3 separate regions of the Homo sapiens genome follow, and all the other regions are linked to region 2. Evidence: read pairs that join two places in POLR2A ChIA-PET (ENCODE). Cell type or tissue: GM12878. All regions are shown on one strand. Each heading gives the region's core, and the rest is flanking DNA. Links, peaks and the distances in the headings are about the cores only.

The links. Peaks named below come from ENCODE experiments on the same cell type or tissue, not always from the same donor. Only the 100,000 strongest peaks of a DNase experiment are listed, where the experiment ranks them.
Region 1: POLR2A ChIA-PET joins it to region 2 with 6 read pairs; 1 of 35 experiments calls an interaction of 5 or more read pairs at or near these places.
Region 3: POLR2A ChIA-PET joins it to region 2 with 7 read pairs; 6 of 35 experiments call an interaction of 5 or more read pairs at or near these places.

The regions. Positions count from the first base shown.
Region 1 is chr2:230,944,182-230,954,832 of GRCh38, reverse strand. It overlaps a transcript of GPR55 not described here. Among named protein-coding and RNA genes, the nearest start is that of GPR55, 24 kb to the right of the region's middle. RefSeq lists enhancers at 4,015-4,074, 4,205-4,254, 4,445-4,514, 4,725-4,774, 8,072-8,231. In GM12878, for the core only: no CTCF peak of the experiment used is centred there; DNase peaks (open chromatin) are centred at 4,172 and 6,652; H3K4me3 peaks cover 1,243 bases; H3K27ac peaks cover 5,000 bases.
Region 2 is chr2:230,645,971-230,656,621 of GRCh38, reverse strand. No RefSeq gene overlaps it. Among named protein-coding and RNA genes, the nearest start is that of LINC01907, 49 kb to the left of the region's middle. In GM12878, for the core only: no CTCF peak of the experiment used is centred there; a DNase peak (open chromatin) is centred at 5,881; H3K4me3 peaks cover 779 bases; H3K27ac peaks cover 767 bases.
Region 3 is chr2:230,583,913-230,594,563 of GRCh38, reverse strand. LOC112268431 (a long non-coding RNA gene) reads left to right here and starts at 4,908. Exons shown (of 5, transcript XR_002959453.2): 1 at 4,908-5,066. It also overlaps the pseudogene RNU6-451P. RefSeq lists enhancers at 1,864-1,913, 4,751-5,000, 5,161-5,310, 10,211-10,350. In GM12878, for the core only: a CTCF peak has its summit at 4,984 (motif pointing right); DNase peaks (open chromatin) are centred at 4,803 and 5,203; H3K4me3 peaks cover 1,873 bases; H3K27ac peaks cover 5,000 bases.

The DNA.
Region 1 (10,651 bases), core at 1,814-6,813, 300 kb before region 2:
CTTTGAATTCCAAACACAAACTAAATTGAATGCTTAAAAAACACTAACACCTTCAAGAAAGCATTTATTAAAGTAATGATCATTGGCCTTGGTTAGTGGGTACAAAAAAACAGAAAGAATAAATAAGATCTAGTATTTGATAGCACAACAGGGTGACTATAGTCAATAATAATTTAATTGTACATTTGAAAATAACTAAAAGAGTATAACTGGACTATTTGTAACACAAAGGATGAATGCTTTAGTTGATGGATACCTCATTTACCCTGATGTGATTATTACACATTGTATGCCTATATCAAAATCTCATGTACCCCATAAATATATACATCTACTATTACCCACAAAAATTAAAAATAAAAAGTTTAAGGCCGGGAGGCTTCGGCCAGTGGCATGGAAAGGAGGGAACTAAGACTGAAGTCTGAAAGCCAAGCTTTAAATCCAACAGAAAATGAACTAGAAGAGAGTTAAGCCGAGTCCTCTTCAGGACACAGAATGATAGCCAGCCCAGAGCAGGGGCTTGGCTCTGTCACTGTGGAAACACAGAGAAAGTTCTGGCTTGGATGGGGTGTTGGCAGTGCCATCTACACTGTGTCAGGGGAAGGGGCAAGGAGACCAGGTGCAAGGATGCACGTGGTCCACCTGATGCCAGGGGCAGCTGTTGTGGGCACGATTACGGGGCTGCATAGCCAGGGCTGTGAAACCTTTGCATCTCGGAACTTGCTCAGAAGCCCTCTGTTACGATTTGGCTTCCTGGGCAAGACAAGGTCCGTTGATCAGAAGCCAGTGGGAAGCTGTGGTTTCCAGAATGAGCTCAGCTAACATAAGCTTGCTCCACAGGCCTGCTCATCAGACCTTGGAGCCTCTCAGGCTGAGGACTCGCCTTGGGGATCCCCCACCAGGAAGGTGGTTCCAGGAGACCGGGGAGGTGGAGGGGACTGCCAGCCTTCATCTCCTGGCCGTGTGCAGACTCACACCTACTCATGCTCCTGGTTTTTAAGAAGATCCACACTGGACAGATGTGTATGCTGGATGCTTCCAGCCTCTCCAGTTTCCTAGGAGATCCTGCTCTTTAATGCCCTCCTTATAATCAGCTGAGGGACACAGGATGTACAGGGTTTTACCAGGTTCTTGTCCCCTGATAGTGTCTGGGAAGATGTGTTTATTTCCCCTTCCTGCTGTAACACATTGCCATATATTAAGTGGCTTAAAATAACACAAATTTATTATCTTACAGTTCTGTAGGTTAGAAGCCCAACACAAGTCTCACTGGGCTAAAATCAGGGTGCTGGCAGGACTGTGTCCTCCTGGAGGCTCTAGAGGAGAACCTGTTTCTCTGTCTTTCCAGCTTCCAGAGCCAGTTCTTCCTGCAGCCCTTGGCTCATGGCCCCTTCTTCCGTCTTCAAACCCAGTAACAGTGGGTTGAGTCCTTCTCACATCCTATCCCTCTGTCTCTTCTGCCCTACTCTCTACCTTCAAGAACTTTTGTGATTACATTGGGCCTATCAGGATAATCCAGGATAATTGGCAACCTTAATTCCATTGACAACCTTAATTTGCCATGTAATTTAACATACTCACCAGTTCTTGAGATTTGTACCTAGACATACTGGGACAGGGGAGATTATTCTGCCCACCTCAGAAGCCCCTAACAATGCTCCAGGATCCACACAACCACCACCTCCACCTGGTTGCTGCTGGTCACTTTAGCCAGCCACCTCTCCTTCCTTCCTTCTGGCCACCTGGGAACTAGCTTTTCTGGGGTGCGCATGCTTCCTTAGCCACTGCACCCAAGGATGGACCCAAGTATCACTCTAATTCCCCAAGGCCCAGCTGAAACAGAGGAAAACATCATGGTGACAACTGGCAGCAGAGGTCCTCATAGCTGGGGAAACACCTTGGCAACTGTTAGGGCAAATGGCGGAGCAGAGGACGCAGACATCGGCCAGCACCTGGGCCACCATGCAGAGGCTTCAGCTGCTGGAAGGAAGGAAAGAGGAGGGGGAGAGAGAAGGGCCAGGAAGGCAGAAGGTGAGAGAAGCCTGCCTCCAAGAGGCTGGCTCCTGTGGGGGCCGGCCTGAGGATGTTCCCTGGGGACAGGGTGGCCGTGGGCCATTTCAGCTGTGCAGATGCCCGATGGAAGCTTGTGTTTCTGTGATGTGAAATCTCCCTGTCTCTCTGCAGTCCCTGAGCTTCAGAAACGCCCATGACACCTTGTGGGCAGGGGTTCTCTATAGGACTCCTGGAAGAGTAGACAAGTAACTGACAAGCGGCACCATGGGAAAAGCAGAGGCTGTAGAGGTGTCAGCAGCCCTGCCCTGGGAATGTGCAGAAAACTTGGGAGGGCATTGGCCATCCCCAGATCACACAACAGGACATCCCACGGAGGGCTGTGGCCTTCCTTAGCCCTCTGGGCTCACAATGAGCCAACCTCATGTAGAGTTCAAGGCACGGCCAGGCTCCAGCTGACTTCTGGATCACACCTGCTAAGACCAGGTAGTACCTTTTAATCCAATATTATTACTGAAGGCTTGGGCATAAGAAGAGAGCACTTTAGCATAGAAGGAGCATTCCAAAGTGCTCACCAGGATTGTGGCTCCTGGCACACAAGCTGCGCCCGCCCTCAGGCTTTCCCTGTCCCTATAGGCCTTGGCCTGCTGCCTGCAGGAGGGTTTGCCCACATGTCCTGATGAGAGCTCAGGTGACCATGTCGTCTCTATCTTTGAGGTCTAGTAACCCCCCCTCCCTCTCCAAATGTACCTTCTCTTGCTGGATGTGGTGGCTCACACCTGTAATCCCAGCACTTGGGAGTTTGAGGCAGGAGGATGGTTTGAGTCAGGAGTTTGAGACCAGCCTGGGCAACATAGCAAGACCCCCGTTTCTGCAAAAAAATTAAAAAAAAAAAAATTAGCCGGGCCTGGTGGTATGTACCTGTAGTCCCAGCTGCTCAGGAGGCTGAGGTAAGAGGATCATCTGAGCCCAGGATGTTAAGGTTGCAGTGAGCCATGATTGTGCCATTGCCCTCCAGCTTGGGCAACAGAGCAAGACCCTGTCTCACAAAAAAAAAAAAAAAAAACCCCAATAACAACAAAAAACCCACAAATGTACCTTCTCTGGGCCTAATGAAAGGGAAAAAAATCCCTGCTTACCCTCAGTTGTCAAGATCCCAGCCAACTCTAAGTTGTGAATGGTACAAAGCGGAGCTGTCAGCCTTTTGAACTCCTCTGGGTCAAAGGGTAGGCTATTTTTAAGGCCCCTGGTATGTGTTGCCAAGTTGCCTTCTAGAAACCACATAGGCTGCCCTCTTCCCTAGACATCTGCCAGCACTAAGCATTGCCATCTAATAAATCTCTGCCAAGTTGGTATGAAAAAATCTCATTTTCATTTTTAGTTCTTTGATTACGTGTGTATATTTTAAAAATATGCATATTGTTTCAGGGAAACACTCCCAAACCATGTTTTTCCTCTGTTCTCACACCACCACGACAACAATCATCAACACAGAAGGAGAATTCTGGGACCAGATGTGTGGGGGGTTGTCCCACTAAGCCGCGGACAGCAGCGGGGTGTCCTCCAGTTCAATTCCAACACTGTCTACCTGGAGATAGTCTTACAGCCCACAGGTTGAGGGCTCAGTCCCAAGACTATCCCTGACCCAGACACAAGTCTGGCCCTTCGGAACTTCTGACCGACCAACTTCAAGTTGGGGTTCCCACAACGCCCTCTTTGGGTTTGATCAATTTGCTGGAGTGACTCACAGAACTCAGGGAAACACATTAGCCCGTTGATTCTAAAGGATGTTACAAAGGACACTGATGAAGAGATGCACAGGGCAAGGTATAGGGGAAGGGGCATGGAGCTTCCAGGAACCTCCGTGTGCTCAGCTCTCCGGAAGCTCTCTGAACCCTGTCCTCTTGGGGTTTTTATGGAAGCTTCATGATGTCAGCGTTCCTTCTCTCAGGGCATAGGACAGAACCCTCTCTGGGGAGAGTCTTAAGACCCACAATCAGAAAGGCGGGGGAAGATACGAGTCCTGCCTTGCGGCAGGTGAAAGGAGAGCTGGAGAAGGCCAGAGAGATTCTGTTTCCTGAGGCCTAACACAGCCACTGTCATAACACGAGACTGTAACAGGGACTATGGGGGTTCCGAGCCAGAAACTGTGGACAAAAGCCAACACGTGTGTACTTATCATAACACCACACATGTCACTTCTTGTGAATGATATTAGTAATAATGAAAAACCTATTTCCAGTGTCGCGAATCTCTATTTAGATGTGAGAAAAAATGTTTGACTTATGTGAAGCAGAGAAGGTTTCCTTATCTGTGCAGCTCTCGTTATGAGGTCTGAGGCTGGAGTGCGGGAAAGAAGAGCAAAACGAGAAAAACAAAAAAGAGGGGAAAGAGAAGATGAGAAGAAAATAAAAGTGGCAAGAAGAGATAAAAAGACAAAAAAGCCAATTGCTCTAATTGCTCTGCGTCTTGTCCTGGGTGCCATGCCTGGGAGACAGGCAGGTAGGCGATGGGCTGAACAAGGTCTGTCCAGCACACTCTGCATTCTGCCACATCATGTGCAGGCCAGTGGTTCCCAGACAATGTGGCTTCAGGACCCCTTTACACTCTTAAAAAGTGTTAAGGATCTCAAAAAGCTCTTATCTATGTAGATATCTATCAGTGTTTCCTGTGTTAGAAATTAAAACAAAGAAACTGGCTGGGCGTGATGGCTCACGCCTGTAATCCCAGCACTTGGGGAGGCCGAGAGGGTGGATCACGATGTCAGGCGTTCAGCCTGGCCAGCATGGTGAAACCCCGTCTCTACTAAAAATACAGAAAAATTAGCCAGGCGTGGTGGTGGTTGCCTGTAATCCCAGCTATTTGGGAGGCTGAGGCAGAGAATTGCTTGAACCCGGGAGGCGGAGGTTGTAGTGAGCCGAGATTGTGCCACTGTACTCCAGCCTGGGTGACAGAGCGAGACTCTTGTCTCAAAAAAAAAAAATAAATTTAGTGAGAAGAGAAGCATTATTTTTACATTTCCACAGATCTCTGTGATGCTGGGCTTTATGAAAGATGGTTGGCCTCTCCTATCTCTATTCAGTCTATTGTGGTATCACACAGCATACAGCCTCCAGAAAACTCCACTGTACACTCACTAAAGGAAGACAGTGGAAAAGGAAATACTAACAACATTTCAGTATTATTATGAAAATAGTTTTGACCTTGTGGATCCCCAGAAAGTGTCCCAAGACCACCCTTCCCCACAGAGTGCCTGAGCCACACTTTGAGAAGTGCTGATCTAGGCCGGGGAATTGATGGAATCCACCCCATTCTTCCCAGGAAGGCAATCTTACAATAGCTATCAAGAACTTTAAAAGCAGGATGGGCGCGGTGGCTCACGCCTGTGATCTCAGCACATTGGGAGGCCAACGCGGGCAGATCGCAAGTTCAGGAGTTCGAAACCAGCCTGGTCAACATGGTGAAACCCCGTCTCTACTAAAAATACAAAAATTATCTGGGTGTGGTGGCAGGTGCCTGTAATCCCAGCTACTCGAGAGGCTGAGGCAGGAGAATCGCTTTAACCCGGGAGACAGACGTTGCAGTGAGCTGAGATTGCGCCATTGCACTCCAGCCTGGGTGGAAGAGTGAAACTCCGTCTCAAAGAAAACAAACAAACAAACAAACAAAAAAAGAGCCATAAAAGCATTAGGGCCTGTTGATGTAGTGATTCCTCTTTGGGGACTATATTTTATATTTATTAATTTTATTTTTTGAGACAGGGTCTCAGTCTGTTGCCAAGGCTGGAGTGCGGTGGCACCATCCCAGCTCACTGCAGCCTTGACCCCCCTGGCTCAGATTATCCTCCCACCTCAGCCTCCCGAGGAGTTGGGATTACAGGCGCACGCCACCAAACCGGACTATTTTTTGTAAAGATAGGGTCTCCCAATGTTTCCCAGGCTAGTCTCAAACTCCTGAGCTCAAGCAATCCTCCTGCCCCTGCCTCCCAAAGTGCTGGGATTACAGGCGTGAGCCACCTCGCCCAACCCTCAGGGAATATATTTTAAAACAATAATTCCCAAAGGAAGGAAAAACTTCCTAAATGACCTATAATTGGGGAATGGTTAAATAAATGCTGGCATATACATTTAATAGAATATTATGTGGTTTAAAAGGATAATGATGAAGACTCTGCACTGGCATGGAAGGAATATCTACAGCTCTAAGTGAAAAAATCCGAATTATATAACTGACTCTTCACCATGCCTGCCAATGTCATGCTGGCTCTGCCTGGAAACAAAGCCTCAAAGGCAACGAGAGAAAGTAGGTTCTATTCCATATATAGGGTAGGGACTATGGGAGAATTTTTCCTTCTCTTTTTGGTTTATTTTGATTTATTTATTACTATTATTATTATTTTGCAATTAGTGAAAACAAAAATCAGGACTGTTGAATCTGTCTTGCTTCCCCAGGTCAGTGCGGTTGGGAGGTGTGTGGAGAGCAGCCACCCAGACCCAGAGGTCAGGAGATGGGGAGGGAGGAAGGAGTGGGGGAGGCTCTGAGTGGGGAAGTCAGGCCTGGAGGGGCTGATAGCTCAGCTGGTTCTAAGTTCCCTTTCAGTGCTGACTGAGAAAGCTCTCCTAAGCAGCTGTTGTCAGAGGCCTGCGGGAGACACAGACCAAGCATAGGGGCTGTGCTTTGCCTCACCAAGGGAGGAAGCTGTGGGGGCGGCCAGGGGGTGGGCGGCGGTGGCAACTGCAGCACCCAAGACCTCTTGGAGAGAACTGAAGTCAGTGGCCACACCCATGTCACAAAGGAGCCGGGCGGGCACTGCAGGCTTCATCCACTGATGGGGAGCTTGACAGACACCAAAGCCACCGTGGCCTGGTGAGGCGGGATGCCGAGTTTCTGCTTAGGTAGGACAGGGCCAGATTTGTATTTTAGGAAGCCTCGCTGTAGCTGGGTGCAGGCTATGTTAGGAGTTGGAGGGGGGGCACCAGCTGAAGTTGAACACAATGGTACTTTAAAAAATAGCACTAAAAGGCTGGATGTGGTGGTCGACACTTGTAATCCCAGCACTCTGGGAGGCTGAGGTGAGAAGATTGCTTGAGCCCAGGAGTTCGAGACCATCCTGGGCAATATAGTAAGACCTAGTCTCTACAAAAGTTAAAAATTAGCCTGGCATGGTGGTGTGCCCCTGTGGTCCCAGCTACGTGGGAGGCTGAGGCACGAGGATTGCTTGAGCCTGGGATGTCGAGGCTGCAGTAAGCTATGATTGGGCTACTGCACTCTAGCCTGAGAGACAGAGTGAGACCCTGTCTCAAAAAAAAAAAAAAAAAAGGTCATAAAGTTGACCAACAGACACTCCCTACTGGAGTGGAGAGTATGGGATGGGCTTTATTCCCCTGAGCTAAAAATGTAACCAGGGTCCCAATTATACCTTGCAACTTAGATGCAATCTTCTAGGATTGCAAATGTGCTCTTTCATCGTGCTCTTGCCCTTTGCATTGGAGCCCAGTTGGCTGGTGCACGTCCAAGGTGCAGCTGGCAGGCTCCAGCTTTGCTGCTGCAGCACACCTAACCAACTTCAGTAAGATCGCCCCATAACCAACAAAACTCTGGTGGTGCTGACCAAGGGGAGACTGATACACAAACTGGGTTGTTGGCAGCCAGGCAGGTTCCCACACCCATAGTGGAAAGGAGCGATTTGTCAGCTAATGGCTCTTTCTGGCTTGGGCATGATGAAGGAATGGAAGGCGTGGGTCTGTGGTGTGGCCAATGTGACAGGGCCGTCAGAAAGTTGAATACACTGAAGTCAAACATAGGAAATGAGCAATAGGGTTAGTTCAGCATGAACCTATGCCAATTCTTATTTACTTTTTGGGGTTCACTAAAATATGATGTGATTAAGATGTTCTGCTCTCTAGTTTGGTGTGTGTCTCAAAGAACCTCAGTGGAGTCCTAAAGAACCACATGAGCACCCCCAGCCACAGCTGCCTTGCCCTGGCCCCTGCCCCAGTTAGGCCCTGGAGGTCCCTAAAAGGTCTGATGGGCTGGGCCTGCTTTCTTCCAGCTCTGCCAGAGTGGAAACTTGGCCCCAGCTATGGCCTGGTCCAGGTGTGGGCTGCAGTGGGAACTTGTCCCATGCTACTGGGACACCCTGCTTCCACAACCATCAGCTTCTGCCAGCGTCATTTCACTGATCTCTAGTTCATTGATCTCTACCCTCCACCACTTACACTGACCTCGTGGCATCTTGGCCTAATACTACAGGGTGCATCTCTTCTGATGAGGACACTTTTTTCTCCACACTCTCCGGTCCTCAGCTTTGTTAAGGTACACGTGACAAAAATTGGATATGTGAATGATGAACAGTGTGAAATTTTGATATATGTATACACTGGGAAATGATTAAATCAAGCTAATGAACACATCCATCGATCACACAGTTATCTTTTTTGTGTGTGTGTGGTGAGAACATTTCAAATTTACTCTTGTAGCAATTTCCAAGTTTACAATACAGAACTATTAACTACAGTCACCATGCTATTATATACAATAGATCTCCAGAACGTATTCCTCTTAACTGAAACACCTTTGACCAACATCTCCCCCTTCCACACCCTCCCTAGCCCTCCAGCCCCTGGCAACTCCCATCCTATTTCCTGCTTCTGTGAGTTTTGACTTCTTTAAATTCCACATATAAGTGAGGTCATGCAGTATGTGTCTTTCTGAGTCTGGCTTATTTCACTGAGCATGATGCCCTCTGGGTTCATTTATGTTGTCACAAATGACAAGATTCCCTTTTTTAATGGCTAAATAATATTTCATTGTGTATATGTTTTTAATCCATTCATCCACTGATGGACACTTAGGCTGTTTCCCTATCTTGGTTATTGTGAATAAAAAGGACACTTTTTAATGCAACTACCATGCCATTATCTTAGCTAACACAATTAAAAGTCAATCTGTAGACCGGGCGTGGTGGCTCAGCCCTGTAATCCCAGCACTTTGGGAGGCGAGGCGGACGGATCACGAGGTCAGTAGATCGAGACCATCCTGGCTAACACGGTGAAACCCCGTCTCTACAAAAAATACAAAAAGTGAACCAGGTGTGGTGGTACCTGCCTGTAGTCCCAGCTACTTGGGAGGCTGAGGAAGGAGAATGGCGTGAACCCGGGAGGTGGAGCTTGCAGTGAGCCGAGATAGTGCCACTGCACTCCAGCCTGGGCGACAGAGCGAGACTCCGTCTCAAAAACAACAACAACAACAAAAAGTGAATCTGTAATATCGTCCACCACGAAATCCATATTCAGATTCCTCCATTGTGTCAAAACTGTCTTTTTATGGCTGGTTTGTTCAAATCAGGGCTCAAATAAGGGCGCGGGTTGCATTCTTTCCAAGTCACCCCTTTTTTTTTCCCCTTTCCTTTTCATGTCATTGATTTGTTGGAAAAACTGGGTCATTGGGAGTGCATTCTCAATGCACAGCAAATAATTGGAATCCTCTATCCAGCGCTTGCCCTTGGAAAGGCCTCCATGCAGGAGGCAGCTGCCTCCCGGAACTCAGTCCTCTCTCAGCCTCTTTCCACCTCAAATCCCAACCACACACTCGCCACCCACGTCCCCGCTTCATTCTGGGAATTGCCTTTCCTCTCCCCCGCCGCCATCTTTTTGCGCAGATCACCTTAGCCTGTCTGTCTTCTGTAGTCTTCTATCTGCTTTGTCCACCACCAGAATTTGTTACTACCGAGGAGGGCCAGCAGACACAAATCCTTCCCCTAGAGGCTGGTGGGAGGAAGGAAGGCAGCTCCCAGCCCCGCAGTGAGGCTCCTGCTCCTGCTTCATGGAGGGCGATGTGCGGGAACCTTACCTGGTTCTTCCCCCGGCAGCGAGTGTGGGTGGCTGGGACAGCATCTACGTTCGTTGTCGCATCTGCAGGGCCTAGCGCAGCGCCTGGTATTTGCAGGGCATCAAGAATGATTCTTGGAGGGCTGAACAACCAGCATGAGGGCAGGCAATGGGCCTTCCTTGTCTTTGATACCGTGGCCAGGCCTGAAGAATCAGGATGAACAAGCGGAATGTGAATTTGTTATTTTTATTTTTAATTTTTCTGGTACATAGTAGGTGTCTGTATTTACGGGGTACATGAGATCAAAGTAAATTTGTGACAAAGCATTCAGTTATATTCTCTCCACTCCTGAAAGATTCTCTTCACCTTCAGTTAAAGCAAATCATGCTGTAGGACGTCACTGTTGAGTCATTCTCCGGGGGCTCCCAGAGACACGGCATTCTCGTTTTCACTCTGAGAATTAAATCTTGTGCCGGGTGTCACAGTCATCTCTGTTGTGGACATTTCCCTCTGAACTAACCAGCGATGGTTACTGGAAACCACGGCTCCTCCACCTCCCTCCACAGGCTTTCTCCCCTTCCCTTCCACACTTCTGGGGTTTGCCTGGGGATCCAAGTCTCTACACTGGTGAAGCAGGCACAGCTGTCAGGTCACAGACTCACGTGTGCAGGACCATAGCTTCTGGGTCATCAAGCTCATGGAAGCCCCCGGGACAGTCATGTGGGCACACGTTGGAGGGATGTGGATTTGCCCCTTTCCACACCACAGCTTTGCCCTGTCCAATGTCCAGTGGTGGGTAATTTCCTGGGAA
Region 2 (10,651 bases), core at 3,645-8,644:
TCTGCTCACTGCAACCTCCGCCTCCTGGGTTCAAATGATTCTCCTGCCTCAGCCTGCAGAGTAGCTGGGATTACAGGAGCCCAACATCATGCCCGGCCAATTTTTTGTATTTTTAGTAGAGACGGGGTTTCACCATGTTGGCCAGGCTGGTCTCGAACTCCTGACCTCAGGCGATCCACCCGCCTTGGCCTCCCAAAGTGTTGGGATTACAGGCATGAGCCATCACGCCTGGCCCACTTTCTTATATCTTGGTTTTTAAATGTTAAATAAAAATGTCTCTCGTGTTTGCTGGCTTATAGGAGGAACGCAGGATTCTGCAGCTCAAACGTCGCCGGCTCCGGATGCCTCCTCAACTCCCCCATTCTGGGTGGCCCTCAAGGGTGAGCACCAGGTGGTGTGTATGGGGTTGCTCATGGCTGCCTCTCACACAGGACCCTATGCTCCTTAGAACACATTTTTAAACATTTAATCCTCAGTGCCCAGCACAGTTCCTGAATTATATTAGGTGCTAAATGCACGGGTTAGCAGCAAGTTCTATTTCCGAGCTACAGATTCGACTTTGAATCAAAAAAGACCTTAATTATTCCACACCTCAGTCTCTATCTAAGGCCCCATTTCTGTCTCATGGTGGAATCCCACAGTCAGTTCCAGTTAATCCACCACTTCTGAGACCCCTGCCCCACAATCCACTTTACGCTCGATTTATTCCGTTTTCCTTTTCCTCACTTTTATAGCAGAGTCCAAGTTGGGGGGCCTCTGTGAGGAGTCCAGGCATCCTGGGGGGTGTTCAAGCCTTGCCGGCCTGGGCTCCTTCCTTTGTGTCGGCATCGTCCTGCAGCCTTTGCTGAGACGCATTTGCCACAGGAAGAAAGGGGACAAGCTCTGGGAGCAGGGTCAGGTGGCTTTATTACAGGAAAGGGGCCCCAATCCAGACCCCAAGAGAGGGTTCTTGGATCTCATGCAAGAAAGAATTCAGGGTGAGCCCATAAAATGAAAGCAAGTTTATTAAGAAAGTAAAGGGCCAAGTTCGGTGGCTCATGGTTGTAATCCCAGCACTTTGGGAGGCCGAGGAGGGTGGATTACCTGAGGTCAGGAGTTTGAGACCAGCCTGGTCAACATGGTGAAACCCCGCTGTCTACTAAAAACACAAAAATTAGCCAGACGAGGTGGCAGGCGCCTGTAATCCTAGGTGCTTGTGAGGCTGAGGTGGGAGAATTGCTTGAACTCAGGAGGCGGAGGTTGTAGTGAACTGAGATTGCACCATTGCACTCCAGTTTGGGCGACAGAGTGAGACTCCCGCTCAAAAAAAAAAAAAAAAAAGAAAAGTAAAGGAATAAAAGAATGGCTACTCCATAGACAGAGCAGCCCTGCTGGTTGCCCATTTTTATGGTTATTTCTTGAAGATATACTAAACAAGGAGTGGATTATTCATGCCTCCCCTTTTAGACCATGTAGGGTAACTTCCTGACATTGGCAAGGCATCTGTAAACTGTCACGGCGCTGGTGGCAGTGTAGCAGTGAGGACGATCAGAGGTCACTCTCACGGCCATCTTGGTTTTGGTGGGTTTTAGCCGGCTTCTTTACTGCAACCTGTTTTATCAGCAGGGTTTTTATGATGACCTGTATTTTGTGCTGACCTCCTATCTCATCCTGTGACTTAGAATGCCTCACCATCTGGGAATGCAGCCCAGTAGGTCTCAGCCTCATTTTAGCCAGCTCCTAATCAAGATGGAGTTGCTGTGGTTCAAACGCCTTTGACAGCTTCATTCATATCAAAGAGCCCCTTGTCTTTGCCGATCCTCCACCTCAACATCCTACCTGAAAAAACAGAGCCGTGAGTAGGAGGTGGCAATGAGGCAGGAGAATAGGGCCTGGAGGCAGGGAACCTGGAAACACTTCAGTGATGACAGCAAATATCTTCTTCATTCACAAAGAGTGTACATCGAGTAAATGACTTTGTAACTTTACTTCATCCTCTTCATTTACACAGTAACCAATGGAAACCTCTAGAGGGTATTTAAACCCCAGAAAATTCTGTAACTGGGCCTTAAGGCCGCTGGCTCAGGCCGCTCCCACCCTGTGGAGTGTGCTTTCATTTTTAATAAATCTCTGCTTTTGTTGTTTCATTCTTTCCTTGCATTTTTTGTGGGTTTTGTCCAATTCATTGTTCAAAATGCCAAGAACCTGGTAACAGTGACAGGCAGTCAGGTCCTCAGCTCCATCTCCTGCCTCACAGGTGGGGAGAGCAGGAAGAGCACCTTCTCCCAGCTTTGAATACGCAGAAAGGCCTCCTAGGTTCGGGCTGGTGTGGGAAGGAAAGGCGGGTGGTTTTTGTAGGTGTCTGCTCGTCACACTAAAGTGGGGAGGATGTTTAGGCGGTTGGGGGCAGGGCTTGTGTTGCCCACCAAGGGGTAGAGCAACTGTGTGGGAGGCTGGCAGAATGGCCGAGAGGCTCAGTAAGAAAAGGAACATCTATTTTGCCACTGGGGGTGGGCTGGGACCTGTCTGTCTTCCCAAGATTTCAATAATGTTGGCTACACCCAAGTTGGAGTGCTCGCCTGGGGAAGGAAGGGAGGTTCTTTCTATCCCAGGTTTGAAACATTTCCCACCCCCTTGCCTTTGGGGAGGCTCTGGGGAAGGCCACTGCATATACCCCAAGACTTTGGTCCCGGTGTGACCAGCAGCCAACTGACCAGTGGCCTCCGTGGAGCAGATGGTTCTGGGAAGGGTCACCTTTGAGGAGCGGAGTCACCTGTTAGACCTCAGATATGGAGGAGGCAACCACTTCACCCTCCTTTATGAACACATTAGCATTTTCAATAAGCACCTAGGGTGATTTTTATGTACACCAACAATCTGTAAAAGAGAAATTGGGCAGGTGCCGTGGCTTACGCCTGTAATCCCAGCACTTTGGGAGGCCGAGGCAGGCAGATCACTTGAGTTTAGGAGTTCGAGACCAGCCTGGCCAACATGGTGAAACCCTGTCTCTACTAATACAAAAATTAGCCGGGCATGGTGGTGGGCGCCTGTAATTCCAACTATTCGGGAGGCTGAGGCAGAATAGCTTGAACCTGGGAGGCAGAGGTTGCAGTGGGCTGAGGTTGTGCCACTGCACTCCTGCCTGGGTGACAGAGAGTGAGACTGTGTCAAAAAAAAGAAGAAAAAGAAAAGAAAAATAATTGTCCCCAAACTGGTCTGGGACAAAACTTTTTGTGTGTGATGCAATTAACAACTTCCTTCTGGGAAAAAATAATCAACATTCCTGAGGAAATGCATAAGCCATTTTTCTGATCTACTTTAATGGAATTAAAGCTGATTCTGGGAAACCAGTGCCCCTCCCATCTAGCTGCCTTGAAGAAAGGGGGGCTAGTGGACATGCCTATTTATACGTATAAGGACCTGGAAATAGCTCTTTCTCACCTCCCTCCACAAAGAGTCTATGATACTGTTATATATAAAGTTTCGGTGCCGTAAAAGAAATAGCACTCGAATATAAAATCTTCTTTTTAATTCTCAGCGAGGCAAGTTACTTCTATAGAAGGGTGCGCCCTTACAGATGGAGCAATGGTGAGCGCACACCTGGACAAGGGAGGGGAAGGGGTTCTTATCTCTGATGCACATGGCCCCTGCTGCTGTGTCATTCCCCTATTGGCTAGGGTTAGACCGCACAGGCTAAACTAATTCTGATTGGCTAATTTAAAGAGAATGATGGAGTGAGTGCTTTGGCAGGAGTCAGGGCAGAGCAGGTAGCAGGTAATAGGAATGAGTTAGGGTGGAGCAGGTGATCAGAATGAGTCAGGGTGGAGTAGGTAATTGAAAAAGCTTGCTTTATGAGGAAGTTTAAAAGTAGAAGGCAAATAATTGAACATATTGACATGTTAATTCTTTGAAAAGAAATTTATAACTCATATCTAACAATACAAAAAATATTTGCTGCAATAACAATAAAATACATGGTAGAAGGCCAGCCAGAGTTGAAGCTGAGATAGACCGAAATGGGCATGCGGCCACCTATGTGCTCAGATGGGGCCTGGAAGGGAATGCCACATCCTGAGGGGTGGGGGAGCCTGACACCAGGAGCCTGGCCCTCGGTTTCCATGTCCATATGGATGCCAGTTGCCTTGCCTTCCTTGCAGGTTGTGAAAATCAAATGAGGGAAGGATTTGATGGGAACATCCTTGGAAAAGTAGAAGGCAGCTTGCAAGTCAGGGATTATTACTACTGCCATCTTATTGAGAAATAACCTGCCCCATGCCAAAAAAGCCCAGGATGACTTCTGGGTATACACACAAAAGAACTGAAGCAAGGATACAAAGAGATACCTGTACACCCGTGTTCACAGCAGCACTACTCTCAATAGCTAAAATGTGGAAACTATCCAAGTGTCCATTGATGGATGAACGGATAAGCAAAATGTGGTCTCTCCATAGAATAGAATATTATTCAGCCTTAAAAAGGAACAAACTTTTGACAGATGCTACAACAGGGATGAGCCTTGAGGACATTATGCTAAGTGAAACAAGCCAGTCACAAAAAGACAAATACCTTCTGATTCCACTTATGGGGGTACCTAGAGTAGTCAAAGTCATAGAGACAGAAAGTACAATTGTGGTGCCAGGGGCTGGGGGAGGGGGAGAATGAGGAGTTACTATTTCATGGGTGCAGAGTTTCAGTTTTACGGGATGAAAAGTGTTCTGGAGATGGATGGTGGTGATGGGTGTGAGGCGGGAGAATAGGGTCTGGAGACAGGGAACATAAGGCCGATTCATGCTGATTTCCTAGAATGAAATCAAATGGAAACACTTCAGCTATGACAGGAAATAGGGCGTACACCAAGTAACCAGTGGAATCCTCTAGAGAGTACTTTTTTTTTTTTAATTGAGATGGAGTCTCGCTCTGTTGCCCAGGCTGGAGTGCAGTGGTGCGATCTCTGCTCACTACAAGCTCCGCCTCCTGGGTTCACGCCATTCTCCTGCCTCAGCCTCCCGAGTAGCTGGGACTACAGGCGGCTGCCACCATGCCCGGCTAATTTTTTTTGTATTTTTAGTAGAGACGGGGTTTCACCGTGTTTGCCAGGATGGTCTTGATCTCCTGACCTCATGATACGCCCGCCTCGGCCTCCCAAAGTGCTGGGATTACAGGCGTGAGCCACCGCGCCCAGCTAGAGAGTACTTAAACCCCAGAAAATTCTGTAACGGGGCTCTTGAGCCCCTATGCTTGGGGCGCTCCCACCCTGTGGAGTGTACTTTCATTTTCAATAAATCTCTGCTTTTGTTGCTTTATTCTTTCCTTGCTTTGTTTATGCGTGTTGTCCAATTCTTTGTTCAAGACGCCAAGAACTTGGACACCCTCCGCTGGTCACAGTTACACAACAAGATGAACGTAATTAACACCCACTGAACATTACACTCAAAAATTGTTAAGACGGTACATTTTATGTTCTGTGTATTTTGCCACAATAAAAAAAATAAACTTTTTAAAAAGCAAAGAAAGAAAAACTCAGGATGCATGTTTTATGCAGATCTCCTTAAAACAGGCCTTCATTTCAAGAGCATGTGATTCCCCTATCACCTGCTTCAAGATTCGTGCATCTTGCCCTCTTCATTTTCTGTATTAATTGTGTCTGCTCCTGCTTTGAAGCACTCAATCACATAGGCATCTCCGTCTTCCTGACTTTCCTCCTTGTGGCCTCGCGCCTAGAATCTCCACCATTCAGGCCACCGCTGCATCAATTTCAGCAAAGCCTGAGCCACAAGAGCTACTACTGTTCCCTGTAAGCCCTCTGTAGCCTCTCCTCTGCCTGTCCCCACCCCCAGCACAGGCACCATGTCCGTTTCTCTGCTGATTATGAGATAGTGCATGGCTGTTAGTTCTGCTTGAATAAGCTCTTTTGTCCCCGAGAATTTTCCCATGTCAAACATTTATTCTGCTGTGTTATGGGTCAGTGAACAAGGAGATAAGTCTGAATTCTTAAACAACCTTGTGGACACAAGACATCTGTCTGGAAGGCAATCAAACAACATCTGTCACACTGTCCCCAACTTTCAAATTCCTTTCTTAAAAATTAGACCATTATTTTATGCTTTCAATCCTAAAGAAATATGAAAGTCTCTCATAAATCTCCCCACTCGATCCCCTTTTCCAGCACCTATTAACGTTAGTAATTTGGTGTCTATTGCTTGGATTTTTTTTTCTGCATCTGCTAACATAGATAGTATTATTATTATCATCATCCTTATTATCATGTTACCATAGATACAGTTTTGCAACTTGCTTTTTGACTTAACATATCTTGAACTTTTTTTAGTATTAGGATCTCATTCTTTTTTTTTGTTAGATGGAGTCTCACACTGTTGCCCAGGCTGGAGTGCAGTGGCGTGATCTTGGCTCACTGCAACCTCCGCCTCCCAGGTTCAAGTGACTCTCCTGCCTCAGCCTCCTGAGTAGCTGGGTGTACAGGTGTGCGCCACCACACCCAGCTATTTTTTTGTATTTTTAGTAGAGACGGGGTTTCATTATGCTGGCCAGGCTGGTCTCAAACTCCTGACCTCAGGTTATCCACCTGCCTCGGCCTCCCAAAGTGCTGGGATTACAGGGGTGAGCCATCAAGCCCGGCTTCCTGATGGTGTTTCTCCAGCTGCTTGTAAGATTTTGTGTGAGTGGACCAACCTAGGAGAGGACTGGGGCATGAACTGTTGGTCTGGGAAGGAAGAAGGCATCAGTTGAGTGAATTCCAAGAAAGCTGGATCTGAATGGTGTGGATATCTATGAGCTTGTCTGCCTAGCACCCATCCATCTTTTGGAAACAGCACATCCCATTGGAGAGGCCTTCTTTGGGAGACCTCTCCCCACCTCCAACTCCAACCACAGGGGCCTCGTGGGAGCTGCCTATTCTATTGTTGGCCAGACAAGCCAGGGGTCAGTATTTATAATCTCTGGCTAGTTAGAAGCCTCCTTAGCAATTTTTGAATGGGATGTAAATGAAAAGAGGTCTTGTTCCAAATGAGGGGACTGGAAATATGTGCATCCAGAGTCTGCCACAGGCCATGGATTGTAGAAAAAGACATTTGGAATTAGCTGGGCATGGTGGCGCACACCTGTAATCCCAGCTACTCAGGTGGCTGAGGCAGGAGAATCGCTTGAACCTGGAACAGGGAGGCTGCAGTGAGCCAAGATTGCACCACTGCACTCCAGCCTGGGTAACAGAGGAAGACTCTGTCTCAAAAAGAAAGAAAGAAAGAAAGAAAGAAAAAGACATTTGGAGGGACTGAAGCTAACTTCTAAACAGAAGCTGAGACAAAAAGCGAAGAAAATTCCAGAGCCCAGGTGGTGACTGAGGCCCTAATTCTTGCCATCTCCAAGGCCAAGGATTTCTGGTTCCTTTCTATACTCTTGACATAGGTCAAAAAATTAGCTTTATCTATTTTTGACTTTCATATAATGGAATCATACAATTTCTACTTATTTCTCCTAGCTTCTTCCACTCAATAGTAGATGAATGAGATTTTATCCAAGTTGTCACACATAGTAGGAGTCTTTCATTGTTTTTTTGAGACGGAGTCTTGCTCTGTCGACCAGGCTAGAGTGCAGTGGTGCAATCTTCGCTCACTGAAGCCCCTGCCTCCTGGGTCCCAGCGATTCTCCTGACTCAGCCTCCTAAGCAGCTGGGATTACAGGCACCCGCCATCGCGCCCAGCTATTTTTTTTTTCTTTTTGTATTTTTGGTAGAGACGGGGTTTCACCATCTTGGCCAGGCTGGTCTTGAACTCCTGACCTCGTGATCCACTCGCCTTGGCCTCCCAAAGTGCTGGGATTATAGGTGTGAGCCACCGTGCCCAGCCAAGTCTTTCATTTTAATTGCTTCATAGTATTCCAATTATCTTGGGTAGAATTTTGGGGGCCACATGGTAACTCCGTGAACCTTTTGAAGAACCGCCAAACTGTTTTCCAAAGTAGCTGCACCAGTTTAAGCTCCTACCATCAAAATACGAAGGTTTCAATTTCTCCACAACCACACCAATACGCGTTATTGTCTGTCTTTGATTATAGTTATGCTAGTGGGTGTGGTTTTGATTTGCATTTCCCTAATGACTAATGATGTTGAACATCTTCTCGTGTGCTCGTTGGCCGTTTGTATGTCTTCTTTGGAGAAATGTCTATTCAAGTCCTTTGTCCATTTTAAAACTGGGTTACTTGTTTCTTTTATTGAGTTGTAGTAGTTCTTTAAATATTCTGGATGCTAGACCCCCCTCCCTCTTTTTTTTTCTTTGAAAGAGTCTCACTCTGTCACCCAGGCTGGAGTGCAGTGTCCCGATCTCAGCTCACTGCCACCTCCACTTCTTGGGTTCAAGCGATTCTTGTGCCCCAGCCTCTCGAGTAGGTGGGACAACAGGCACATGGCACGATGCCTGGCTAATTTTTTGTATTTTAGTAGAGAGGAGGTTTCACTGTGTTGGCCAGGCTTGTCTTGAACTCCCAACTTCAGGATGTTACAGGAAAGGGGTCAGGATTCAGACCCCAAGAGAGAGTTCTTGGATCTTGTGCAAGAAAGAATTCAGGGTGAGTCCATAAAGTAAAGGGAAAGCAAGTTTATTAGGAAAGTAAAGGAATAAAAGTATGGCTACTCCATAGACAGAGCAGCCCCGAGGGCTGCTGGTTGCTTATTTTTTATGGTTATTTCTTGATTATATGCTAAACAATGGGTGGGTTATTCATGCTTCCCCTTTTAGACCATATAGGGTAACTTCCTGACGTTGCCATGGCATCTGTAAACTGTCATGGCGCTGGTGGGAGTGTAGCAGTGAGGACCACCAGAGGTCACTCTCTTGGTCATCTTGGTTTGGGTGGGTTTTAGCTGGCTTCTTTACTGCAACCTGTTTAATCAGCAAGGTCTTTATGACCTGTATTTTGTGCTGACCTCCTGTCTCATCCAGTGACTTAGAAGGCTTAACCATCTGGGGATGCAGCCCAGTAGATTTCGGCCTTATTTTACCCGGCTCCTAATCAAGACGGAGTTGCTCTGGTTCAAACGCCTCAGACAAAGTGATCCACTCACCTTGGCCTCCGAAAGTGCTGGGATTGTCACTGCCCCGACACTTCAATACTATCTTGTTTTTTTTTTCTTATTAATATAAGAAGACAGGAATGTCAGGCCTCTGAGCCTAAGCTAAGCCATCATATCCCCAGTGACCTGCATGTACACATCCAGATGGCCTGAAGCAACTGAAGAATCACAAAAGAAGTGAAAATGGCTGGTTCCTGCCTTAACTGATGACATTGCACCATTGTGATTTGTTCCTGCCCCACCTTAACTGATCAATAAACCTTGTGAAATTCCTTAGAAGCTCCCCCACTGAGCATCTTGTGACCCCCGCCCCTGCCCGCAAGAGAAAAACCCCATTTGACTGTAATTTTCCACTACCCACCCAAATCCTATAAAACTGTCCCACCCTTATCTCCCTTTGCTTACTCTTTTTGGACTCAGCCGCCCTGGACCCAGGTGATTAAAAAGCTTTATTGCTCACACAAAGCCTGTTTGGTGGTCTCTTTACACGAACGCGCGTGACAGGGATTACAGGTATGACCCACTGCACCCAGCCTAGGCTAGACCCTTAATCACACGTGGCTTGCAGATATTTTCTCCCATTCTGGGGCCAATTTGTGTTTCTAAAAGATCTCTCTGGCTGCTAGTTGGACAGTAGATTGTGCGGAGGAAGCAGAGCTAGAAGCCGGGTGAACAGAGAGGAGTGAATGCAGTCATCTAGAGGAGAGATCACGGTGGTCAGAATAAATTTCAACCCTCTAAGGCATGAGGCACACCCTTGGGTCTGCTCTAACATCTGGGTCTGCTTCTGGCCCTGGCACTGCCTTTGACCCTGGCTTCTCCAAACCCCTAGACTCTGATGTGTTTTCCTTCCATAGTTTTGCTCACCCAAGCCTGATTTCAGTTTATGTCTGTGTCCCCATTTTCCCTTCAATTTCCTTATATATTAATTTTTTTTACAGGGTCTCGTTCTGTTACCCAAGCTGGAGTGCAGTGGCACGATCATAGCTCATTGCAGCCCCGAACTCCTGAGCTCAAGCGATCCTCCCACCTCAGCCTCCAGATAGCTGGGGCTACAGGTGTGTGCTACCATGCCTGGCTAATTTTTTTCAAAATGTTTTTGTAGAGAAGGGGTTTGTGTTTCTCAGGCTTCTTCTATATTAATTTTATCTTTCCAAATTAGGTAGTTTTGTGCATCACCTCACATCCCTTTTGTAATGAGGAATGAGAATAAAGCATGAGAAAATATAGGGGGGTAGATAGGGAACTGGAGGATGGACTTCTGGCCTCCATGGACTCACAGAAGCTGAGCCACCGCTCCTTCTCCTCGTGCCTGCCCTTCTCCCAGCTAGTCTGGCTCTAACTTAAAGTTCCATTTCCCAGATTTCCATTTGCCCATGATGCACTGGGAGCCTGGTAAGTGACTGAGGAGTGGAGAGAGGCAATAGAAAGCTTTGGGGGAAAGCCCACAGATCCTTGAAAACACAGACACTCCATGTTTTCTAGTCTGGAACATCACTTTCAGAATCTGCCTGTCACTGAGCTTTCTTAGGCATGAACCGAAGCAGGAACGTCCCACCCTTTATTCTGTGAGTTAAGACTCGGCTG
Region 3 (10,651 bases), core at 2,245-7,244, 61 kb after region 2:
TCCTGGGGGCCTGCTGGTTCTCTGTGCTTGGCAGAGTCAGGGCAGGTTGTAGGTATGTCTGTGGGTGGTCTGTTGATGCAGTGGGTCAGGGCGGAGGATTCCCTGGCAGGGTGGTTGTGCTGTGTGTGGGCAGCTGGTTGGCGCCTGTGGCCTGGGGTTTTTACCCAGCAGACTGTTGTGGGACTGTGCAGCTCATGCTCCCCCAGATGGATCACCCACCACTGTCTGCCCCTGGGGCAGGCCTGACCAGCTAGTTTTACCCTTAGCCTTTTGTGCTCAGATCACTGGGTTATTAGGTGTTCTGGGCCATGGGGCTCCCTTGGGCAGAGGCTGCGGCTGACCTACACCCTACCTGGATGGGTCTTGTGAGGGATACATGCCAAGCTCCTGCACTGGTGCACGAACCTGTGCCTTCCTCTTCTCAGTGTCTGAGAGTGGGGGCTCCTCTACCACTCGAGCTCAGGCTACAGATCCCAGCTCAATACCCCTGAGCAGTGTACTCAAACCCTGGGCAACTGGGGCCAGGACCGTGGCTTTGTCCTCTAGTTCCTCTAGGTTGAGCACCGGCTGAGCTGGGGGCTGAACTGCTCCCAGGCCACCAGCCAAACACTCGGGCAGGGCAGTGGAGGCTGTGTTGTGTGCATACTCTTGTGGGAGCAGTGAGGCAGCGGCCCCGGGAGGGGCCAGTATACAAAGGGGCATGTAGATCAGATGCACTTCAGTCCTGCGGAAAAGGCCCTGCTCTCTCCCAGGCTGGTGGTCCTCAGGGTCTACCGTCATTCAGAGCAAGATTGAGAGCCTTGGGGGATAGGTGCCTATGGTTGTGTATCGCTGCAGCTGCCCCACAAGCAAAACCTTCTGGACTCCACAGAGGTTCCAACTCTGCCTCTGCCTACTCTTCAGACAGTTCCTCCTGCCAGTTCAAATGTCTGTGGGGGTCGCTGTGTTCTCCTGTGGCTAGGATCCCAGAGGCCTGCAACAGGAAAATGGTGCCCCACAGTTCCTTTCTTAGGTCCTGTTCAGGACTAGGATCTGGTCCTGATACTCGACAATCCCATGCAGGCTTCCCAGCTTCCTCCCTCTTCAGCCTCGATGTCTGTGTTGCCTCTCTATCCACTTTCAGTATTTTCTCTCAGAAAATCAATCCAAGATGTGATGGTTTACATGATATCTTGGTTTCTGTCAGTGGGAGAAATGTTTCCTGGCTGCATCTAGTTGGCTGTCTTGTCCTCACTCCCACAATGAACTTTTAATGTTGATTTTGTATCCTGCGATTTTATGAAATTCGTTTATTAGTTCTAACAGTTTTTTGATGGTGTTTTTAGGGTTTTCTATATGTAAGATCATGTCATTTACAAACAGACAATTTTTCTTCTTCCCAAGCCTGGTTCTTAAACGGATCCTATTTTTTCCTGTTTCTTTTTATTTCCTCCCAACCCTTTGCTTCTCACATAATCAACTCTGAAGATTTTTAAAGTTAGGATCTACAAGTTAACAAATATCTTGACTCAAGTTGGCCTAAATAATGAGAATATGTTCACCCTGAGGTTGGTGGTTCCTCTCGTGGTCATAAGATGACTGCTGGCAGCAGCTCAGAGACAGGGCCTTGTTTAGAGCCGCAGGGTGAGGAAGACTGGCTGGTTTTGCACAGAAGCTCCAGGAAAACTCCTTGCATGTCATCAGTGCAAACTGGCTTAGTCCTGACCATCCATGAGCGAGTGACCAGGGAGGAAGACAGATGACCACAACTGGCTTGGAGCAGTCATCTGAGGCAGAGGGGATTTGCAGAGTCAACCAGAGTGTCCTCTCTCTTTAAGCCAAGTGCTCTGTCATAGGTCTTTTACTCGCCTTACCACTTAGGTTTGTGTTTATTCTGAATCTTAACCAAGAATCTGATATGTTCCCCATAGTGTAAAGATCCTCATTCCTTTTTTTTGAGATGGAGTCTTGCTCTTGTCACTGACTGGAGTGTAATGACATGATCTCGGCTCACTGCAACTTCCGCCTCCCAGGTTCAAGTGATTCTCCTGCCTCAGCCTCCTGAGTAGCTGGGATTACAGGTGCACACCACCACACCTGGCTAATTTTTGTATTTTTAGTAGAGATGGGGTTTCACCATGTTGGCCAGGCTGATCTTGAACTCCTGACCTCAAGTGATCCTCCCACCTCGGCCTCCCAAAGTGCTGGGATTATAGGCATGAGCCACTGTGCCTGGCCTGGAATGATTTTTTTGAAAGACTCCAGGAAGGAGTACTATTGACTAGGGCATGGGGTTTAGAATCAAAGGGTTATTTCTGAACCACAAGAGTTCTAATCCTCCCAACAGCCATCTGAGGAACACCAAAGTGCTTTGTTCTTTCAAGGGAGTCAGAGAAGTCAGCACATTTGGGCCACTCTCTTGCTTAGGTTAACTTGCCCCATAATGGTTGGGAGCAAAAGAGAGCAGCACTCTGGAGAGATGGTTCTGCTGGGAGGGAGCACATCCTGCTTCAGTGAGACGTGTGACACACAAGTGACAAGTCAGAGCCAGAGAGAGAGGGTGGGGGAGGGAGAGAGAGGGAGAGGGAGGGAGAAGGCAGAGAGAGGGAGAGACCCACGCATGTGCAGGACCTGCATGTGCCTGTCCACCGGTGAAGATGTCCTCATTGGCGTGCTGGGATGTGTACCCAATTTGTGGGGAGAGAAACGCAAGAACGCAAGCCAGGGGTGGGGGGTGCAGGAGAAGAAGGATAGAAGCCTCGTTGACCCACATTTTTCATTATTTGGGCACAGAACCCTTATGTCCTGGGATTCCTCTTAAACAGTCAGCCAGGCGCAGTGTCTCACACCCGTAATCCCAGCACTTTGGGAGGCTGAGGTGGGTGGATTGCCTGAGGTTAGGAGTTTGAGACCAGTCTGGCCAACATGGTGAAACCCCATCTCTACTAAAAATACAAGAAAAATTAGCCAGATGTGGTGGCGTGTGACTGTAGTCCCAGCTACTCGGGAGGCTGAGGCAGGGGAATTGCTTGAACCAGAGAGGTAGAGGTTGCAGTTAGCCAAGATCATGCCACTGCACTACAGCCTGGGTGACAGAGCGAGACTCTGTATCAAAAACAAAACAAAACATAACAAACAAACCAAAAAACAGTCAGAAGTCAGATTCAGTGGAACATGATTTGGAAAGCATCATTCTGGATCACGGTACCCCTGGGGCCCCTGAATCCTCACCTGCTTTTGGGCTCTGCTCACCTTAAGCCCTAGATTCTAGCATCCCTGGGGCTCCCAGCTGCCTCCCTGTCTCTGCCCCACAGTTCGGCTCAGAGTTCTGGTCCCTGGTTTTAGTTCATGTCCTACTTTCATTCTCTCTTTGCTCCAATTTATCTTTAACTTTGTACTGATACATTTCAGTATTTTAAAAAGTCACTTCAAATCTTTCTTGAATAATATCAGAGTATGAGTGAAAAAAATCACTGTGTACAAACATAAATGTAGCTGGATCTTCATCTCACCCCTTAAGACCTAGATAATCTTGGTTCTCATCCTCTTGGCCCATCCCATGAGAATCATTTCTGAGCTCCACTGCCTGGACATCTCTAGGTCATTGATTTTGTTAGGTACATTTTCTACTTCCCCATGACTGCAGGTGAGAGTTTTACAGAACTTTTACTACTATATAACAAGGGTCTCCTTCCTCCAGATTCCACTAGTGTTTCTCTCGCTTTCTCATACACTGCACTGACATCTTCTGGAACACCTTTAGGCTTCCATCCACTGCTCTGTCCCACAGCCAAATGCCCCATGTTTTATGTTTTTGTTATAACTGCATCCTACTTCAAAATCTGTTCTAGTTATACTACTGTGAAAAAAAAAACTACCCTAAAGCAGTGATTTAAAACAATAAAAGTCTTATTTTATTTCGTGATACACCTGCAGTTTGGACAGAGCTCAGTGGAGATGGTGTGTGTCTGCTCTAGATGGGTATCTCCTGGCAGCTCGACCAGGGCTGCAGCATCAACTTCCAATATGGCGCACCACATGGCTGGCTGGCTGGCTGGGGCCCTCCTGTGGTTTAAGACCTGGTCTTAATATCAGCATAGCATTGCTTCTGCCATATTCAAACATTCTGTTGGTCAAGCAGTCACATATCCCAGATTAAAGGAAAGGGGACACAGACTCCACCTGTCAATGGGAGGAGTGTCAAATTCTGGGGATATTTTTTAAAAGCCTTATATCTGTACTATCTTTAAAAGCTTGGCTATTTTTACCAACTTGGCTCCTGCCTCTGGCCCCAGTGGTCCAGAGGTTTCTCTTTTTCCTCCCTGCCTGCTTTCCAGAAATTTCTAAGGGCATTCCCCTGACTTTATGATGTAGAGCATTTCAGCTTCCTCCAACCTATATCCAAATGCTTGGGGTCTAACTTGTCCAGTCAAGGTCACAATGTGCCCCACCAACTCATAGGCCTGAGAAAGGCTTGGAAGTTTCTGTCTTTCCCTTTTTTTTTTTTTTCCCATGGCCATGTCTGCAAGGGGAGGAGGCAAACAGAGTTTTACTTCTCTCTAACATCAACTATGTTACTTCACCTAGAAACAACTTCAGTCAGCTTTGGTCAAATAGAGTTTTCTGCCCTCTTTCCTTTGCATAAACACATGATCCCCTGACTTCCATGGACTTCTTGGAGTTGGCCTCCTGTTCCTCCTCCTTGGCCTGTACCCTCTTCTGGTCCTCCAGTCATGATTCTGTAAGTCCTTCTTAATTCCCGGCTACCATATTTTCACAAGAGTTGAGAAACCCCACTATCTGTGGCCTAGTTTTCACAAATACAGAGGCATTCAGAAATATTAATACTTTCACTTCCCTTTTCTACTTTCTGGGTGAGTCAGTTCAGACTTTTTGTTCTGGTCCCTGGGAGCCATGTTGGAAAGCCCACATTGGGCCTGAGAGTTCATAGATGTTGACGGATGGTGTGTCAGCCCCCATGGGGCTCTGCAGCCTAGAAAGTAGCAGGACCAGGAAGTCAGCAGGTGGAGGTGGCAAGTGAACAGAGGATGCGTCTTTTTCTCCCTTCCTTTGTCATCTTTCTCCATGTGGGTTTTTATATTTATTTACTTATACTTAGTTTTATTCCAAAACTTCTTTGAACTGGGTCATAAAGCCAACTGCATATTGTAAAGTAGAAGAAACTAAGCTCTGAGAAATCAGGTAAAAAGTGGCAAGTGATAGCTGGTGATGGAACGCTACCTATCCTGGCTTACCCTTTTGCAAATGTTACCTGGGTGAGACAAAGACATTTGAACCCTGAGGTTTCTTGTATTGGTTTTGCTTTGTTTTTCTTGGTATAGACCTAGGAGTGTAATTGCCCGGTCATAGGGTGGCTTTAGTAGACACTGCCAGTTTTCCAAAGTGGGTGTCCTAATTGTCACTCCACTAGCCACGTATGAGTGTTTCAAACAGCATATTCTTCTCAACATTTGATGCTAGGTTTTTTTTTTTTTTGTAGATCTTAGCCATTTTGGTGAATAGATAGTGGTATCTTGGCATAGTGGTATCTCATTGAGCTTTTACTTTGCATTTCCGTGAAAAACAATGCTTTTGAGCACTTTTTGATATGTTTATTGGTCATTTGAGTATTTTGTTATGAAATGCCTGTTATTTTGCCTATTTTTTTAAAAAAAATTGGGATTTTTGTGTTCTAATTACTAGACATTCTTCCTACATGTTCTACATAGAAGTCTTCTGTTGGATATGTGTTGTGAATATCTTCACATATTCTGTGGCTTTTTTTCACTCTCTTAATAGTGTCTTTTGATGAACAAAAGTTCTTAGTTTTAAGTAAGTCTAATTTGTCAGTGGTTTCTTTCATAGTTAGTGTTTTGGGATCTTTTGCAAGAAATCTTTGCCTACCTTAAGCCAAGAAGATATTATACTACCTGCTCTAGAAGCTTTACTATTTTATCTTTCATATTTAGGTCTATGATTCATTTGAAATAAATTTTTGTGTATGGTATGAGGTAGGGTGTTCAATTGCTCCAACAATACCATTTCATGAAGTGACCATCGTTTTCCCCACTGAAATGTGGCGGTGTCTTTGTTGTAAATTTGGTGACCTTATGTGTGTGTTTCTCTTTCTTGTAGTCTCTGTTGATTTATATGTTTATCTTTATGCCCATATCATGTTGTCTTAGTTATTGTAACTTTATATGAAGTTAAAACATTGTGATTCTTTTTCAAGACTCTTTTGGCTAACTTTGGTCTTTTGCATTTTCATTTATATTTTAAAATCAATTTGTCAATTTCCACAAACAATTCCACTTGAATTTTATTAAAATTATATTGAATCTATGAATCAGTTGGGGATAACTTACATATTAATATTTAGTCTTCAATCCACAAATATACCTTTCCATTTATTTTGGCTTTCTTTAATTTCTCTCAGCAAAAGTTCTATGATTTTCAGTGTAGTGTTCTGGAACATCTTTTGTTAGATTTACCTTTATTGTTAGTGGTTTTGATGCTTTTGAAAAGGATATTGTTTTTCTATTTTTATTTAAACTTATAATTTGCTAGTATACAAAAATACAATTGATTTTTGCATATTAACCTTGAATCCAGATACTTTACTGAAGTTACTAATTAATTCTAATAGTTCATTTCTTTAGATTTTCCAAGTATATAGTCATCTGCAAATAATGGTAGTTACATTTCCTCCCTTTTGGGTTTATTCTTTTCATTTCTTTTTATCACCTGATTGCATTATCTAGGATTTCTAGTAAGTGTTAAATGGAAATGGTGACAGTAGACATTTTTGTCTTGTTCTCAAATTGAGTGGGGAAGTATTTAGTATTTCACATTTAAGTATAGTGTTAGCCATAGGGTTTTGTTTGTTTATATACTTCATTATATTAAAAAAGTTACTTTCTATTCTTAGTTTTCTGAGAGTTAAAAATCATGAACAGATATTTTATTATATTTTAGCTTTTTCTGGATCTATTGAAATTATCATATATTTTTCCCCTTTATTTTGTCAATCTGGTGATATACATTTCCTGATTTTTTTTTTTTTTTTTTTTGAGACGAGAGTCTTGCTCTGTTGCCCAGGTTGGAGTGCAATGGCACAATCTTGGCTCACTGCAACCTCCACCTCCTAGGTTCAAGCAATTCTCCTGCCTCAGCCTCCTGAGTAGCTGGGATTACAGGCACGCACCACCATGTCTGGCTAATTTTTGTATTTTTAGTAGAGACAGGGTTTCATCATGTTGGCCAGGCTGGTCTCGAACTCCTGACCTCGTGACCTGCCTCAGCCTCCCAAAGTGCTGGGATTACAGGTGTGAGCCACGGCACCCGGCCTCCTGATTTTTTTTTAATGGAGTGTTTTACAAATTTATGTGTTATCCTAGTGCAGGGGCCATGCTAATCTTCTCTGTATTGTTCCGATTTTAGTGTATGTGTTGCCGAAACAAGCATGATTTCCTGATTTTTAAATGTTAAAGAATTCTTGCATTCCTGGAATAAGTCTCACTTAGTCATGATGTATTATTCTTTTTACCTATTGCTGGATTTGACTTGCTAATGTTTTGTTGCAGTTTTCCCATCTCTGTCCACGAGAGATAGTAACCTCTACTTTTCATTTTTGTAATGCTTTTGTCAGGTTGTATATCAGAATTATGCTATCCTTCTCTAGTGAGTTAGAGTGTGTTCCTTTTTTCTTTCTTCACTGGAAGAGTTTGTGTAAGATTGGTTATTTTCTTTCTTAAATGTATGTTTTGAAGAACTTGCAAGTGAAGTCATCTGGGCCTGGAATGTTTTGGCTAGGAAAGGCATCTGGGAATCTTGATGTTTACTTTCTCTTTGTATTTTTTTTTCCTTAAGATGTTTGCAGTGGTCCAGAAGAAGGAGATTTCCTGTGAGATCTTTTCCAATCACTTCAAGGAGAATAAGGTGGAGATAGCAAATGCAATAACAAAGCCATTTCCTTTTCTTGAAAGCCTCAGAGACAATTCCTTTATCACTGAAAAAATGTATACTATAAGTGAAGTTTATTACGTCACCCACTGTAGTCCGGCCCCCACATTAATTTATATTTGGCATCCTGGATTCAAAGTTTAGTATATTGCTAACTGCCTGATAGGCCTTTTATGCCTTTTGTGGGAAGACCCTTTTCTGTTGGTTAATTATTGTATAAGGTAGAAGGTAATGGGGTAAACAGATGTCATTAAAGATGACACTTCTATTTCTTTTTCTTTTTTTTTTAGAGACAGCATCTCACTCGGTGGCCCAGGATGGAGTAAATTGGCACAATTATGGCTCACTGCAGCCTAGGTCTCCTGGGTACAAGCAAACCTCTCACCTCAGCCTCCCGGGTAGCTGGGAGATTACAGGTGCATGCCACCACATCTTTCTAATTTTTTTTTTTTTTTTGGTAGAGATGGGGTCTTGCTATGTTACTCAGGCTGGTCTCAAACTCCTAGCCTCAAGTGAACCTCCTACTTCAGCCTCCCAAAGTGTTGAGATTACAGGCGTGAGCCACCTTGCCTGGACAAGACACTCTATTTCTAACTGAAGCCCTGTTCTTTTTTTTTTTTTTTTTTTTTTTTTGAGACAGAGTCTTGCTCTGTCACCCAGGCTGGAGTGCAGTGGCACAATCTCAGCTCACTGCAATCTCTGCCTCCAGGGTTCAAGCAATTCTCCTGTCTCAGTCTCCCGAGTAGCTGGGACTACAGGCGCCCACCACCACGCCTGGCTAATTTTTGTATTTTTAGTAGTGACAGGGTTTCACCATATTGGTCAGGCCAGTGTTGAACTCCTGACCTCAGGTGATCCACCCGCCTTGGCCTCCCAAAGTGCTGGGATTACAGGCGTAAGCCACTGTGCCTGGCCACTCTGTTCTTTTGTAGCAAGTATTGGGGTGGGAGTGGATGGTAATGGTGACATGTCTGGAGTGAAATTGAAACGGATGTGCTCTACAAATATGTAGTGATTTATACAATATACAAGAATAAAACAAAATTAAGATAGCTAAGATGATGGAAGCAGTATTTCTTTGTAATGTCTATTTATGTCAGATGAAACCTCCAGAGAATTGTGCCATTATAATTGTTATCAAACAAATTTCTGCCTTGCTATTGTCTTGTCTAAAGTGTTTAAATTTTCTTGGGTAGTTCTGGAGCCTTGGAATTCAGGTGTTTTGAACAGTGCCCTGAGGTACAGAGAAGGAAGCCATGTCTTCAGTGTGTGATTGTACTCTTCCTGTTGTGTTCTTTATGGCAAGGGAAGAACCATCTCCCTATCTCTGGGAGCCTGTTCAGGACTTCTCATACCACAGGGGGAAGGTGGGGAGTGTGGGGGCAGTGACTGCTGCGCAGACAACAAAATCACCATAAGATTTATTCCCACGGCATCCTGGGCAGGATGAGAGCTCAAAAGACAAGAGGAAGGGTTGACTTGTTTTTCTAACGCAGTGGATCAAATATTTAAGGAGTTCTAGAATATTACATGAAAAATAGTAGCCTACACTGAGAACAATGGAAGTATTCTATGCAATTACATTGTCAATCTTTTTTTAACTTTAAAGCTATTATTTTGTATACTTTTACCATTGAATTTTTTAACAGTATTCTCAAGAAGCCCGTATAAACTCGATTCCTATACAGAGAGTTGTGTATCAGGTTCTCTGCCACCTGGAGAAGGTGTTTGATTGTTCAGTTCTGTCAGTCCTGTTCAGCAGGATTAACCTGAAGGAGTATCCCGATTTAATTGAGATTCATAAAAGCTTCAAAAAGGGTAATCAATTCTCTCCCCTGTCTTTTGGGGTCTAGGTCTGGTTTTCATTCTTTCACTTGGTCAGTCGCTCATTTAGCAAGTATTCATGAAATGCTCACATGCGGCCGGGCGCGGTGGCTCACACCTGTAATCCCAGCACTTTGGGAGGCCGAGGCGGGCGGATCACTTGAGGTCGGGAGCCTGACCAACATGGAGAAACTCCATCTCTACTAAAAATACAAAATTAGCCGGGCACGGTGGCACATGCCTGTAATCCCAGCTACTCGGGAGGCTGAGGCAGGAGAATCGCTTGAACCTGGGAGGCGGAGTTTGCAGTGAGCTGAGATCGCACCATTGCACTCCAGCCTGGGCAACAAAGAGTGAGACTCCTTTAAAAAAAAATAATAAAGAAATGCTTACATGTCCCAGGCCCTGTGCTAGGCGGTGTGAATATAACTAACCTGCGCCCTGGCCTCCTTTCGTTGGCAGTCTCTGAGGACCTTGGTCCAGGTGTCTCAGGACATTTCCCAGTGCTGCAATATTTGCTCCCTGATTGTAGACTTCAGAGAGTCCTCCCTTTGTTCCTTGGGTCTGGGCCACCCCTGGGGAAGTCTGTCTAGTTCCTCCACCATGTCCTCTCTCTTTGGGAGCCTCTCATCTTTCCAGACCCAATTTAGCCAAAACTCTGCTGTTTTCTAGCCCCACCTTTAAGGCTGTTGGGTTTCTCTTACCTAGAGGCATCTCTCTAGGATCTTAGCTCTTCTCCTCGGGAAATCCCTTTGTTTCTTCTGTAAGATTTGCACAGTTCACAGAGACATTCCACTTACAGAATTTGTATGGAGATAAGCTTTCACGCCTCTCTGATCATCTTGTTGGATGATTAATTATGGTTTACAATTTTTCTACTGCTCCA